Regions from separate parts of the Homo sapiens genome. Here region 2 is linked to region 1. A link is a loop called in an ENCODE intact Hi-C map of the cell type or tissue named here. Cell type or tissue: PC-9. All regions are shown on one strand.

What was found. Peaks named below come from ENCODE experiments on the same cell type or tissue, not always from the same donor. Only the 100,000 strongest peaks of a DNase experiment are listed, where the experiment ranks them.
Region 2: it touches region 1 in a loop (7-fold over the local background); 3 of 110 quality-filtered maps call a loop at or near these places.

Annotation. Positions count from the first base shown.
Region 1 is chr22:27,666,116-27,674,115 of GRCh38, reverse strand. No RefSeq gene overlaps it. Among named protein-coding and RNA genes, the nearest start is that of CPMER, 45 kb to the left of the region's middle. RefSeq lists enhancers at 4,390-4,684, 4,490-4,784, 6,161-6,660. In PC-9, no CTCF peak of the experiment used is centred here; DNase peaks (open chromatin) are centred at 3,255, 3,715 and 4,525; H3K4me3 peaks cover 540 bases; H3K27ac peaks cover 3,415 bases.
Region 2 is chr22:27,401,659-27,409,658 of GRCh38, reverse strand. No RefSeq gene overlaps it. Among named protein-coding and RNA genes, the nearest start is that of LINC02554, 95 kb to the right of the region's middle. RefSeq lists an enhancer at 1,443-1,995. In PC-9, CTCF peaks have their summits at 3,402 and 3,603 (motif pointing left); no DNase peak of the experiment used is centred here.

The DNA.
Region 1 (8,000 bases):
CACTGCCACACACGTCCTTTTGCAAACACACACGGCCCATGATTGATTCTCTGCCGCTCCCCTCACAGCCCCGTGGGTCTGATTGAATGGCCGGCGTGCTGCCCAAACACCCTGCTGGAACCACTTCCCTGCCCTCTGCCCTAGAAGTCGTTTGTTTTTAGACACAGCGTTTATGTCCAGCTGAAAGGACACCAGCCTCCCTGGAGCCACCCCTCTAAGCTGGAGCCAGGCTGGGGACCGTCCCTGGGTGCTGAAGGGACAGAGGGACCTGGGTGCCTAGGCTGGGTGTGGTGGCCCAGGTGCAGCCTCTCACACTCAAGAATGGACACTGAATCCTAGGAGGACTCTCAGGCTTCCTGCATCTAGGTGACACTAGAATTGTTTGGGTGTTTGAAGATATTTTCACCCACCTTGACATTGAGAACAGCTTCAGGGAAGGAATCTTTCCTTCCTCCCTTCTCTTCCTTTATTTATTTATTTTTTTGGGAGTGGGGGTCTCGCTCTCTCACCTAGCTGGAGTGACAGAGCGAGACTGGAGTGTGCAGTGGTGCGATCCTAGCTCATGAGCCTCCAGCTGCTGGGCTCAAGCGATCCTCCTGCCTCAGCCTCCCGAATAGCTGAGACTATAGGCGTGTGCCACCATGCCTGTCTAATTAAAAAAAATTTTTTTGTAGAGATGAGGTTTCGCCATGTGGCCCAGACTGGTCTCAAACTCCTGGGCTCAAGCGATTCTCCCACCTTGGCCTCTGAAAGCACGGAGATTATAGGCGCAAGCCACTGTGTCCGGCCAGAAACTGTTTCCTTTGACATTAATTTTGCACCTCCCATGAACTAGAGCCTAGCAGTCTTGGGTCTGGGCCTATATGAACAAATCCATAGGACAACCTCTGCTTGTCAGAAGACCCGGCTCTGGAATTTAACGGACCTAGGCTTGAGTCTCAGGCGCATGCCTCAGCGTCCTTATGTTTTAAATGGAATGATAAAGCTGGCTTTGGAGGGTGGTTGAGAGGGTTCCCAACACCCTGGATGAGAGAGAAATGCTTAGCACAGGTCTGGCACACAGTAGGTGCTCAGCCCCACTTCCTTTCTTTCTCCTTCTCCTCATCTCTCCTGGTCACTGTCACCTGGCCTTCTACTACCCCCTGGACATGTTCTATAGAGAGGGGAGCACTGGGCCAGGAGCACTAGAACCCTGGGTCCCAATTCTCACTTTTCTGGACCTTGCTGTGCAATGTTGGGCAAATATCTGGCCTTCTCTGGTCTGGCCAGATCATCTCAAGAACACTTTCTCGTGCTGTGGATCCAGGTTGTGACCTCTTGGGAGAACTGGACTCAGTTTCCCCTTTCTGTGTGCTTTCTATCCTGCCTGGTTCACAGTAGGTGCTCCAGGGACAAACATGGAAATGAGATGAGTGGGTCATTAGCGATATCTGGACACCAAACTGTGCAGATCTGGTTTGGAGGCCCTGGCTGTCAGAATGGTGCTCATTCTTCTGGGAGAGCTGGGCCAGGGTGGGGTGGGGGAGGGGAGAGGCTACTGCATTTCTTATTTTTTTGAACCTCTAAGGCCTTATCCTGTTCTTGCAGCCCCAGCCTCCACTCCTAGATGACGTGGGATTAGGGGGCCAGCTCTGGCTTCAGAGACCCCTATTTCTTTTTTTTTTTGAGTCGGAGTCTCGCTCTGTTGCCCAGGCTGGGGTGCAGTGGTGCGATCTCGGCTCACTGCAAGCTCTGCCTCCCGAGTTCACGCCATCCTCCTGCCTCAGCCTCCCGAGTAGCTGGGACTACAGGTGCCCGCCACCACGCCCAGCTAATTTTTTGTATTTTTAGTAGAGACTGTTAGCCAGGATGGTCTGGATCTCCTGACCTCGTGATCCGCCCACCTCGGCCTCCCAAAGTGCTGGGATTACAGGCATGAGCCACCATGCCCGGCCCCTTCTTCTCTCGCCTAACCCACCCCCACTCCCCTCCCCCTCCCCTCCCCCCTCCCCTCCCCTTCCTTCCCTCCCTCCCTTCCTTCCCTCTTTCTCTCCCTCCCTCCCTTCCTCTCTCCCTTCCTCCTGTCTTTCTTCCTTCCTCCCTTCCTTCCCTCCCTCCTTCCTTCCTTCCTCCCTCCCTGCTCCCTCCCTTTCTTTCTTCTTCCCTCCCTTCCTTCCTCCCTCCCTTCCTTCCTCCCTTCCTTCCTCCTTCCCTCCCTGGTCTAGCAAGAGAAAAAAAAAAGGGCCCTGTACACCCACTTGCTACTTCACCCACCAACCCATCCCATCAGCAATGGGTGAGCGAGGCCAGGCCCAGTGCCAGGCAATGAGTATACAGCAGAGAACAAAACCACCCTGGTTTTGCCCTTAAGGGGCTTTGAGCCTGGTGGGGTGACCGCTATCAGCAGGCAGTGTTCAGTCCAGGCTCTGAAATTTAACAGACCTAGGCTTGAGTCTCAGGCGTATGCCTCAGCTTCCTTATGTTTTAAATGGAATGATAAAGCTGGCTTTGGAGGGTTGTTGGGAGGGTTCCCAACACCCTGGATGAGAGAGAAATGCTTAGCACAGGTCTGGCACACAGTAGGTGCCCAGCCCCACTTCCTTTGTTTCTCCTCCCCATCTCTCCTGGTCACTGTCTGTGATCCCCAGGCAGTGTTCACTCAAGATATTGTGTGATGGAGATGCACAGGCCATGGAGGAGCCCATAGAAGGTCCTAAATCAGCTCGAGGCAGCAGCTATCTGGGCAGGCTGCCTGGAGGAGGGGATGTTTAGGAAGACACCTGCAGGAGTTAGCCAGGGGAGGAAGCAAGGGATGGTAAGTGTTCCCGGCAGAGGGAACAGCATGTGCAATCCTCTGGGGTGACAGCAGCACTCTCAGGAACTGAAAGGGGCTCAAAAATGGCTGGAAATGGAAAACCAATAAGACTACCACCATCAACAATCATGGTGGCCTTCTCGATGTGCCCAGCTGCCTCCTGCATGATCTCACTAAGCCCCTCCGGAAATCCACTCCTGTTTTACAGACCAGGAAGCAGAGGCCTGGAGATTCAGAGACTCACCTAGGCCCCGCAGTGTGTATGGGGCCCAGGGCGGAGCTGGGGTTGGATCCAGGCTGCAGAAGCTCAGCCTCCTCCCCAGGACAAACAGCCAGGCTCCGGTGGGGCAAGAGAGGCAGGGTCCTGGGGAAAACTTCCTCCCAGAGCTCCCCCGGGCCAGGCCTGGAGGCCCCGGGGAGGCCCTGCGGGTGGGGGCGGGGCGTGGGAAGGCTGTAAACTGGCTTGGGGCGGTAGGGCTTTCCTGTCGCTGCCGGTGGCCCCCGCCTTTGTCCTCATGTGTCACTGAGGAATGCAGCTACAGTCCAGATAAAGGCAGCTTTGTTTGGAGACCTCAGGAGGGGGAAGGGGGAAGGGGGAAGGTGGGGAAGGGGCAGAAAGAAGCAGGCTGGGGAAGGGGAGGGGTTACCATCACCTCCTGGCTGATCCCAACCCCCTGGCTCTGGGCAGGAAGCACCTATGCCCCCGTGGACACCCACATCCTCTGCCATCCCCTTAAGGCACTTCCTGACTTTGGGCAAGCAGCTCCCTCCTCTCTGAGCCTCAGTTTCCTCATTTGGATGATGGGGATCATCTGTCAACCTCTATGGATAGTTTGGAGGTTCCAGCCAAGTAAGTCATATGGTTGATTTGACTTGCAAGGCATATTGATGACTAAGAAAAAGACAGCCCAGAGAGGTCAAGTGACTTGCCCAAGGTCCACACAGCTTGACCTTGGAAGGAGTGATGCAGTCGGGTGTTTGCCAAGCATTGAGGGGGTGGGGCAGAACGAGGCTGGGATCCCAGGCTGCGCCCTTTGATGTGGCAAGCAAGAATGACAGGTGGTCCCTTGAATGTATGCACTTGCTCATGGAAGCCTCACCAGGGTGGGCGTTGAGTTTGCCCTTGGTCACTACTGTCCCCATGCCCCTCGGTGCCTGGCACAGGTAGGCAGGAATGCTCAATGATTTAAACCCACAGCCTCTGGGGCCAGGCGGCTACCACCTGGGGCTGTGTGATCTTGGGCTAGTCCTGATCCTCTCCATGTCTCAGTTTGCCCCTCTGTAAAACGGATCTAATATGAGGACTCCCCTCACGTGCACAGGCCGTGGAGGAGCCCATAGAAGGTCCCTAAATCAGCCTGAGGCAGCAGCTATCTGGGCAGACTGCCTGGAGGAGGGGATGGGCAAGTTCAAGGAGATGATCTGCACAGAGCCTGGCATCGGTTATTCGGATTAGTGGGACAATGGCTATCTGCTTGCTGGCTGCACAGAGGATTTTCCCAAGGTCATGGCCGAGGGTGCGCTGGGATCAGCCCAGGCTCCTCTGGGCTGTTTCTGCCCAGGAAGGAAGGGTGTGAGTCCTGCAGTGCAGGGGTGAGGCGGTTGAGTGCAGGAGGAGTAGGCATCATGTGCCACCCAGCTCCAGGCCGGGCTCTGCCCTTTTGAGAGGAGGTGTCATGTGGGTCTGGAGCTAAGGGACGTGGCCCCCTGGCCCCTCCTCACAGTGACGGATGTGGACAGACAGATGGTCTAGGGCTGGGCACGCTTAGTCATGGCCCAGATATAACCTGGGCCCCATGGGGCGGCTCCCTCTGTCTCACTGTCTCACAGCAGCTGCAGCCAATCCCAGTGGGTCTGAGGCCTCACTTTGCCTACTGAGTGGGTCTCAGCTCACTCTCTTTGGATGCAAGAGGAAATGGAAGCCCAGAGAGGGGAAGTGACCCACTCAAAGCTGCACAGCAAGCGAGGGACAAAATCATCTGGTCACTCACTGACTTGGCAAATATTTCTGGACTCTGAAGAGTGGACTAAGTCCATCAGGGAAGAACATACCTAGAGAAAGCACTGACTTGGACAAAGGTACAGAGGAGAAGTTCTGTGATGGTTAAGGGTGTGGGTACCAGTCTGCTGGGATCCAAGCCCTCTCTGGCACTTGCTGTGTGACTTAGAGCAAGTGAATCAACTACTCTGTGCCTCTGTTTCCTCACCTGTAAGTTGAAGATATTCACAGTGTTTATGTCATAGGGGTCTTATGAGGATGAAATGAGTTCATTCATGCAAGATGCTTAGCATGGGTCCTGGCACACAGTAGGTGCTCAATAAACAGGAGCTGTTAGGAAGGCATGGGGAATGAAGGACATGTGGAACATGGGAACCACCAGCCAGTGGTTGGTAGGGAATGTCTAGAGCCCAGAGTGGGGTGTTGTGGCCCCATGTGGAAGCTTGGGGAACCAGGGCTTAGCCTTGTAAAGAGAGTGGGTGGGGGCAGGGCAGGGTAAAGGCTGGGAGGTTCTGGCAGGAGGCAGGAATTCTAGGTGAGCAATACTGGGGCGATGAAACTAGAGCAGAAATGGAGGCAGGGACGAGAAGGAGGTGGAAAGGAGGGGCTTGGAACCTGTCTAAATGTGGCAGGAAGAGGAGGGGTGTCATCCAGGAGAACCGTCCCGGGTTCCAGTGGAGGAGAGGAACCTACAAAGGGAGAGATGGAGCCCCTGACTGGTGGGGCCAGCCACTCTCTGAGAGTCTCTGAGGTGCCCAGCCTGGCCCAGGAGGTATCATCATGCTTAGGGTGGCAACAAAATTTGCAGGCTGCCGTGTGAAACAAAACTGCAGTCCTCCTTGTTTAAAAGGCAGGAAAAATGTACAGTAAAGGTACTAAAATAGGAAATGTTTGCCCTTCTTCCGTGAGTCTCTTCTGCTCACCTGCATGCTTCACTGCCCCACTGGGCTTCACTTACAAAACATAGATAGGTGCAGAAATTAAGAATTTCAAGATGGTGGCCGGGCATGATGGCTCACATCTGTAAACCCAGCACTTTGGGAGGCTGAGGTGGGCAGATCACATGAGGTCAGGAGTTCAAGACCAGCCTGGCCAACATGGCGAAACCTTGTCTCTACTAAAAATACAAAAATTAGCTGGGTGTGGTGGCGCATGCCTGTAATCCCAGCTACTTGGGAGGCTGAGGCAGGAGAATCACTTGAACCTGCGAGGCAGAAGTTGCAGTGAGCCGAGATCACGCCACTGTACTCTAGCTTGGGCAACAGAGGAAGACTCTGCCACACACACACACACACACACACACACACACACACACACACACACAAAGAATTTCAAGACGGTAACAGCAAAACATAAACCCAGCTTGGAGCCTTTCTGAGCGCCGGGCTCTGTGCAACTGCAGAGATCTCATGGCCGTAAAGTTGGCCCTGATTCATGCCCATTCTGCAGAGGAGAAAGCTGAAGCTCAGAGAAGTGAAATATCCTGGTATTCTCACTCCAATTCCAGAACCCCCTATATTCTGCACCCCCTTCCAATGCTTGCTCATGTCTAATTGTTATTCACCAATCTCCAGAGAAGGGTTCGAAGCAATTGATGGTAAAATGCAGGAGCTGTTAACACAGGTGCAGTGGAAGGCACACCATGACCCTGAGGGAGGACGCCGGCCTGGGAGCTGTGTGACCTTGGATGGGCCGTGCAAACTCTCTGTGCCCACAGTCCCTCTGCAGAGACTGGTTCAGAACTCCTGTTTCCCCAGCCCCCAAGCCTTGCCTCCCTTCCTGACCCATATTCCCCTTGGTGTCTGAGGCTTGAAGCGGTTATAAAAAATAAAACCACAGTCCCCTGATGTGCTTTCTGGCTTCTCAGGCCTTATTTTTTTTGGCCGCTAAGGAGACTAATAAATGGCTTGCCACTTGACGTAATCATTAAGGGCTCCACTGAGCTGTGGGCAGTGTTTTCTCTCCTCCTTGGCCGGGCCTGGGGCGCACAGCCACCGAGGGTGGCAGTGATGGATGGTGTCATCATGGGGCTTGCCCGGGGGAAGTGCTGGTGGTGGTCGGCCATGGCTCTCTCTCCTGCAGGCTCCTGGGCTATTCATTATGCGAAGGAGGAGCTGAAGCGTGGGGGTGACGGCTGGCTTCCAGAAGGAGCATGGACTGGAATTCCAGGCGGAGTGTGGGCCAGGGTGTATATAAAGATTAGTGTTCGGGTGCAAAGAGTCAATTGATGAGTGGCCAATAAACAGAGGGAAGGAAAGCAGGGTATAATCCAATAATATACATTAAAACATTTTCTGAAGTTAGAAAATTGGTAAAAACTTTAAAAATAGAATTAAAAAATTAAAAATTAAAAAATTACGTGATTGTTTGCAAAAATGTTCTTAATTTGCCTCCCTTCTCTGTATCTGTATCCTTTGCAATGTGGCTTTGCAGTTCCTCCCATCAAGAGATAGAGTCTGTTTCCCACTCCTTGAATCAAGCCTCAGTCATGTGACATGTTTTGGCCAATAGAATGTGGTGGATGTGATGATGTGATTCTGTACCTGTTCTGAACCTCGGCCATAAGGGACTTGCAGCTTCGATTTGCTAACCTGAAATTCTGCTGCTGCCATGGAACAAGCCTGGGCTAGCTTGGGGGAGGAGGAGAGACCATGTGGAGTAGAGCCAAGCTCTGGACATTTGAGAGAGCCCGGTAATAATCAGCAAAATCAGCCAGTGATGCACAAGTAGGCTGATTGAGATCAGAAGAACCAGCTGACTGACCTGTGGATGCATGAGCAATAATAAATGCTTACTATTTTAAGCCATTGAGTTTGGTAATGGTTTGTTACACAGCAATAGCTGACTGATACAAATCATAATGCCCAGTATTGGTGATGGTGTGGGGAAATAGGCTTTCTCACACATAAGTAGCAGAACAGTTTGCTAAAATTTTGCATATCCATTGAAGCAACAACAACAACAACAAAAAATGAAAGGGTTATTATGGAGATTCTTTTTTTTTTTTTTTTTAAGAGACAGGATTTCATTTTGTCACTCAGGCTGGAGCTCAGTGGTGCAATCATAGCTCACTGCAGCCCCAAACTCTCGGGCTCAAGTGATCCTCCCACCTCAGCTTCCTGAGTAGCTGGTATTACAGATGTGTGCCACCAAGCCTGGCTACTTTTTCTTTAATTTTTTGTAGAGATGGGGTCTACCTATGTGGTC
Region 2 (8,000 bases), 260 kb after region 1:
AATCAGAGCCTAGGCCTATCTGGGTCAAACTTATGGGCTTTTTAGCTCTGTGGCTGCTCAAGCTCTGTCTAGGTCTGTAGCAGACAATGACTTCCTGAATTACCCTGGTCGAGTTGTTTGCCCTTGAAAATGATGGTGATGGATCAGTCAGCCTCTACTCCCTTGTGGTCGCTTCTTGCGGGCTTGCAGAAGGCCGTGCGTTTGCTTGTGTGACAGTGTATCTCCACGCCTTTGCACCCTGTGAACTATGCATTCCTGTGTCAATAGAGCCTGCGCAGTGTGAACGGATATTCGAATGTGTGTGGATCAGATACGCACCCTCAGGGGAAGTCAGCAGAAAGGAAGCCCCAAGTTGGCCAGCAAGATCCAGTCAATCTATGCCATTTTCCTGATACCCCCAGCTCTTGACACAGAGTCTAGATGCCGTGGTTCTGCACGAAGTGTTTGCTGAATGGCTAAGTGAAGGTCTGTGCAGGCCTGGAGGGATGTATGTGTGTGTGTGTGTGTGTGTGTGCGCTCACGAGTCTATGTAGGTCAGTATGGGAGCACACAGGTGTGAGGCATAGACTTCCATAGTGGGTATGAGGTAGTTACGAATAGGCCAGGCAACAGCTGTGTGCGCTCTGGTGAACTCAAATTCTCTCGTGAGTCTGCATGTGCTTGTGTAAATCCATGCAACCTTTTCATGAGACCACTTAGGTGTGTGCTGGGTGCGTGTCACCCAGAAGGTCAGGGGAAAATGTGCAGCGATCGGGCTAAGGCCTCTAGGGCACACGAATCTGGGGTGGACTGCTAGCTCTGCCACAGGCATGCTGTGTGACCTGAACCTGGTGGCCTTCCTTCCCAGAGGCCCTACTTTCCGTAACATGCACACAATTTCCACACCTCCCTTGTAGAGATGTAGAGGCGTCCCCAAGACAGTATATGTCAAATACTTTACCCAGTGCTTGGCACGCTGTAGGTTCTCAATTAATATATTTTTAAAAACTTCTTGTGTACCACTGGAGTTGGGGGCTGGGCTCCTGAGGACTCCAGGTTCGAGGCTAAATTTGCAGGTCTGCCACCTTCATTTAACAAATATTAATTGGGAACCTAAACTAAGGCCAGGAACACCTGGCGGCACCGCTAGGTATTGTGTCGGGGGCAGTGGCTCTCACAGTCTCATGGAGGAGTCAGGCACAAAGGAAGTTATTGCATTGATAATAATTCCAGCTACCTAACAGGGTACTTCATGGAGGGATAAGGTCAGAGATGACAGGAAGGGCGTCCCTATGGAAATGGTACTTGGCCTGGAGTCTGAAGGATGAGTTAGCTGTAAGGAAGTGAAGAGAAAGAAGGAAAAACATTGCAGCCAGTGGGGACAGCATGTACAAAGGCCCTGTGGTTTGCAGAAGTGTGGTGAGGGGAAGCCCTGACGGGAGGAAGTTCCATTGTGGGTGGAGGCTGGGGAGGAAGAGAGTGTGGGTTAGAGGGGCTGGTAGGGGTTGGTCTTTGTGGCTATGGGGGAGAGGGAGAGTTTGGCCTCCATCCTAGGATTCCAAAAGCCATGGAAGGTTTAAAGAAGGATGTGACAGGCTCAGATCTGGGTTTTTGAAAACTGCCTCTGGCTACCCCAAACCTGGAGTGGACAGCAGCCTTAGGTTGGGAGAGACATGTAGCTGATCCTTCCATGTTAACCTGTCCTGCCAGGGTGACCCCAGGGGAAGGATGTGGCCAGCACAGCCTGTCGGGAGGCAGGGAGCCCAGGTCCCCCTTCGCCTCCAAGCTGGTGGGCTCATTTACATGATTCCTGCTTAATTCTCCCAGGGTATGCAAATGTATGCAAACCACAATCCAGGAGAGGCAAAAATAGCAGGGCGCATTAGCATCCCCCACAGGAATATTGTTTTATGCAAACGATGTGCTTGGAGCCTGCTGAGCAGGCGGAAATGAAAGATGCCTTCCTGGGGGCTCCGGCGAGTCCACCCACCTGACCTTTGCCCTCCAGGACCCTGGCCAGGCCCCTGCTGGGAGGGAAAAGCTCTGGGGTATGGAGGCAGGTGGTGGGTGGAAGACCCTGGCTGCCCAGTGGACAGGGGCCAGTTCAGGGTCCACGGGGTGGGAGGACCCCTGATCCCGCCGCTACCCTCGTCGTGCCCTGGCCTCCACCCTCTGACTGTCTGGTCTTCCTCCCTCCTCTATTCCCCTTCCTCTGCCCTCTGTATGTTGTCGCCTTCCTCTTTGCTTCTCTCTCTCTGATCATTTTTTCTCTTCTCAGCCTCCTCCGGCCTTTCCTTCTCTGCTGAGTCTCTGCCTGACCTCCTGGTCTGCTACCCCAGAATTTGCTCTCGTGCCCCTTGGTCCTTGTCTCACCCCGGGTCTCCATCTTCTGCCCCTCCTCGCATCTCTCCCTGTCTCTGTGGCACCCCGCCGCTTTGTCCCTGTCTGTCTCTGCGATTTCCTGGCTCCCAGTCTCTGTCTCTCTCTCAGTCTGTATCCCCGTCATCTGTCTGTCTGTCTCCATCTCAATATGCACCTCTCTTCACTCCCTTCTTTCTGGCTCTGTCGCTCCCTCTCTGTTTTGTTCGGTTTTGATTTAATTTGTTTTTCTGGCGCTCTCTCTTGTTCTCTTCCTGTCGTTGTCTCTACGCTGCGTCTCCGTCTATTTCATGATCTCTCTGTCACTTTTGCTCTGTATCCCCCACCCCACGTCTCCCTCCTTGCCTCTGCTCTGCTTCTTCTTCCTTAAGAGACCTGGAGACCATCCCAGGACTCACGGCAGCAACCCTTGCTCACATCTGGAGCAGGGGCTATTGGGCGATGTGGGGAGAAGCAGGGACGCCTTCATGCCCCCAAATTCCAGTGGTCACCCAGACCCCTGATGGCAGCCCACAGGAAGGAGCCTGGTCTAGACAGGCTGTGGGTTTTGAGAAGAGGCTGAGCCTTCCCTGATCCCTGGAGGCCTAGGTCTGGCTATGCTGGCCCAAGCTTGCCTGAGGCTGAGGCTGGAATGTTGGGGAGAGAGTAGATAGGAATTAGGCCTGGTTCCCTCTGGGCAGGGACATGTCCTGGCAGCAGATACTTCCTGGCTGTGTGATCTCTGCAAATGGTTTCATCTTTCTGAGCCTCAGTTTCCATCTCTGTAAAATGGGTCAGTACTGGTGTCCAAGTCTTGGATTGGTTGTGGGACTGGCCTGACTCATTGCCATTGTTTACATGTGTTGCACTTACTCAATATTAACCACTACTGTCATGATTGTCATTGCTCCCATATTTCCACTTAAGCTCTTGGTGCCTCAGTTTCCTCATCTGGAATATGGAAAGACTATCTCCTGCCTTTGGGTTGTTGTGGAAACTGGATGATACAGTTGCAAACTTGGCACATAGTAGGTGTTCAATAAACTACCTTTTAAAGTCTTCTTAGACTAGCTGCATGACTTTGGTAAAGGCATGGCTGCCCCTTTCTGGGCCTCAGTTTCCCCACCTGGAAGGAGGTCAGCGCAGAGCACCCTCTGAGGTCTCCTGGCCAAGCTGCACTGGACTGGGGCTCCTCGGGTGGCTGCCAGTCGGTGGTGACTCCACAGTGCCACCAAGTGGCCACCCATGTCACCATGGGGCAAACTTGGGGGCTGGGGACCGACCTGTGTCTAACCTCCCTATCCCTGCTGCAACCCCAGGCCCATTACACAGATGTAACAAGGGCCCAGAGGGGAAGAGCTATGCCCAAGGGCATGCGGCCATGAGTAGAGAGGAAAGCCTAGATTTCTGGGGCTGGATCTCGCTTAGACTTGCTGGGTGACGTTGGGGCAGTGCATTCCCCTCTCTGAGCCATGCTATCCTCACCACATCAGACTGGCCTGGAGGCTTCCTCCAGCAGCCACATCCTCCATCCCTGTGGCTGGTCCAAGGCTACATCACTTCGGTAGTTCACAGTTTTATTAAGCGCCTACTCTGCGCTGAATAGAGGATAAATAATACCAACAATGACAATGACAGTGATAATAATAATGGTAATTATTCACCAGCAATGAAAATGTTCTGTGGGTCAGGCCATGTGCTCAGCATTTGCTCAGTGCCAGCTCATTTAATTAACACGAGGTGGAACTTTCTAAGCACTTTACAGCAATTAACTCATTTAATCCTCACAACACAGTGAGGCTCAGAGAGGAAGGAGAATGCATGTTTTTGCCATTAAATTATTTCACTATATATTTAATGAGCACCTAGTATGTGCTGAGCCCTGTGCTCAGCCCTGGGGGTCCAATGGTGAAGGGCATAGAGATAGTCATGGATCACATGAGCTCACTGTTTAGTGGGGAGAAATACAGTAAACAAACAAACAAAAAATGCCCCGGAATGCAAACTTAGGAAGCATTACAAGAGATTGGAAGGGAATGAAGAGGGAACAGTGAGAGGGAAGAGGGAGGGAGGCAGGTAATCAGGGAATGACAGCCTGAAGGAGGAGGTATTAAAGCTGAGGCCTAAGGGAGGATTGGGAGCCTGCAAACTGTGGAGGTGGAAGGACCAGCCTGCGCAAAGGTCCTGTAGTAGGAGGAGGCTTGCCCCATCAAGAAACGGAGAAGAAGCTATGGCAACCCTCCAACCCAGGAACCCCTCTGCAGCCCCAGATTCCGGTGAAGTTTATATCAGGGGTTCTCAGCCTCTGAGAAAATTACCAGGGAGCTTAAAAAAAAAAAAAAAAAAAAAAAGCCAGGCACAGTGGCTCACACCTGCGATTCCAGCACTTTGGGAGGCCAAGGAGGGCGGATTGTTTGAGCTCAGGAGTTCAAGACCAGCCTGGCCAACGTGGTGAAAACTCCGTCTCTACTAAAAAACATACAAAAATTAGCCTGGTGTGGTGGCGTGCACCTGCAGTCTCAGCTACCCGGGAGGCTGAGGCATGAGAATCACTTGACTCCAACGCTGTGGTTTTGATAAACTTCAATGGCTTAGCATTGTGTAGGGGAGGAGGGTTTCTTTGAAGATAATATTTATCAGTAATTTTCCCCTTTGTGGCCCAGCCCTACCCTGGGGGTCACGTGAGCCAGGATGACTCTCTATGCAGAGTCCTGACTTCCTATCTTATAGACCCCATGTAACAGTTGTGCTAGTAAGTTAACCACAGGTGCCATCTGGGGTAATCTTTGCACCATAATGACCCCCGTAGAGCCTCAGAATGCACACCTCCCCAAAAAAAAGAGTGACCCAAATAAGGCAGCCTTAGGCAGGCTCCACTGAGCTGTGCCCAGAAAAGTGTCCCTCTGGCCATTGCTGGCCCATCCATGGGAATCTTGATTAGAGAGACTGAGGCCACATCTGCATGGGAATCGATTAGAGAGACTGAGGCCACATCTGGGCTGAGTGAGAGTGCTCTGGGATGAATTAGTAATGTCTGCTCTGGTAGCAGCCTGGGGGTTTGGAGGGGTCATTTCTGATAGACTGTAGCTACATTCAGGTTTAGGACATGAGGCCACCCCTGAGAGGTAGGAAGGTTCCAGGCCGACTCCATGGCTTGCCAGCTGTGGAGCCTGGGGAGGCACTAACTCTCAGAGCTTTGTTTCTCATCTGGAAAGTGGGTCCAATAGTTGTATTGTATTAGTTTGCCAGGGCTGCCATATCATAGTGCCACAGACTGAGTGGCTTAAACAACAGGCATTTCTTTCCCCAAGTCTTGGAAGCTAGAAGCCCATGTCAAGGTGTGGGCAGAGTTGGTTTCTTTCAAGGCCCCTCTCCTTGGCTTGCAGATGGCCGTCTTCTCCTCACTGTCTTCATGTTATCTTCCTTCTGTACATGTCAGTGTCCTAATCTCTTTTGCAGATAGGGACACCAGTTGTGTTGGATCAAGACCTACCCCAATGACATCATTTTACCTTAATTACCGCTTTAGAGATCCTATTCCCAAATAAGATAACATTCTGTGCTACTGAAGTTTAGAACTTCAACATATAAATTTTTGGGGGACACGATTCAGCCCATGAGTGCTGCAACTGAGGGTTTCCTATCCATCCAGTTGCCTGAGGCTATACAACAACAGCATAACAAAAACTTTTAAGTGATTTTTAATGATTTAACTAAATAAAAAAAAATTTTTTTGAGACAGGGTCTCACTCTGTCACCCAGGCTGGAATGCAATGGTGTAATCACAACCCACCACAGTCTTGAACCTCCTGGGCTCAATCCAACCTTCACCTCAGCCACCCAAGTAGCTGAACTACAGGTATGTGCCACCATGCAGGCTAATTTTTGTATTTTTAGTGGAGATGGGGTTTTGCCATGTTGCCCAGGCTGGTCTCCACCTCCTGGGCTCAAGTGATCTGCCCAACTTAGCCTCCCGAAGTGCTGGGATTACAGGTATGAGCCATCACACCCAACCTAAAATGTTAATTTTGCTCGTGGATCTGTGAGTTGGGCAGGGTTCAACAGGGTCAGGTTGTCTCTGTTTCATGTAGCGTCAGACTGAGATGGCTCTAAGGGTGGGAGTGGGAAACTTCTGAAGCTTGTTTGCTTACATAGGTAGTTGATGCCTGCTGGGGCTTTTGGGTGAAATGCTCGAGCACAGCCTCTCCATGTAGTCTGGGCTTCCTCACAACATGGCAGCTGGGTTCCAATCACAGCTCTCCAAGGAGAGTGTGCCGTGAGGAAGCCATAGTACCTTTCTTGACCTCATCTCAGAAGTCATGCTGCATCCTTTCTGCTGTATTCATTCATCTATGCTATTGCAAAGACCTGCCCCATTTCAAGGGGATGGGAATTTTTCTGCACTTCTTGTTCAGCAAACTTGGAAAACACAATTTGCTGTAATTAGAGACGAGGCTGATGAGGCTCAGAAGAGGAAAGGCTTTGTGCAGGCCCACACGACATGGGATGCCTGGCCCCTCCATTCATCCTAGAAAGCCCCTTTGAAAGTGTCCACTCCCCAAGCAGGAGCCAGTGAGGTGGCCTCCCTTCCCTAGGTCCCACATAAAGGCCTGAGGCTGGACCTCCACTTGGCCTGTGGAATGGATTTGACACCAGGAGAAAAATATTAATAAGTGAATTTCTGCCTTTTTCTTAGCTCCTTACCCAAATATTGCCCAGCAGGAAGTAATCAGAGTCTCCGTGGTCCTCCTGGCTGGCTTAGTTCATCTAAGACCCCCTGTTCTTCTCTCCTCCTTCCTATTTCTCTGTTTCTTCTCTTTTTTTGTTTCTCTCTCCCTCTCTCCAGGTCTCTATATGTTTGTCCCTCTATCTATCTATCTGTGTCCTTGTCTTTCCCCTTCTATCTCCCTCATATATTTGGATCCCACAGAGACCCTGAGGGAGGGACCTTCCTGCCCCCAGGAAGCATTGTCTTCCTTGGAACCATGCTGCTGGTGGTTCAGTACCTGGGTCCATTTGCTCAGGATGCCCGCCTACCTCACTTCTGGTCCATCACGGTGCATCCAAGAAGGAGGCTGGGAAGAAATGCACCAACTGTCTTATTGGTTTATCTTACTTAAATTTTAAACAATTAAGATAAAATTCACATAACGCAGTATTAACCATTTTAAAGTGGCCTTTGGCACATCCACAATGTTGTCCAAATACCACCACTGTCTAGTTCCAAAACATTCCCAGCACTCCAAGATAAACCCCTGCACCCGTTAAGCAGTCAATCCTCATCTCCCCCTCCAGCAATCACTAGTATTTGCATTCTGCTTTTCATGAATTTACCTGTTCTGCATATTTTAGGTAAATGGAATCATACAATATGTGGCCTTTTGTGACTGGCTTTTTTCTCTTAGCATAATGTCTGCAAGGCTCATTCTTGTTGTAACACGAATCTGTACTTCATTCCTTTTCATGGCTGAATAATATTCCATTGCACAAATAGACCACCATTTGTTTATCCATTCATTTGCTGATGGACATTTGGGTTATTTTCAACTTATGACTATTATAAATAATGCTGGTAAGAACATTTGTGAACAAGGATTTGTTTGAGTCCCTGTTTTCAATTATCTTGGGTATATACCTAGGACTGGAATTGCTGGGCCATTGGG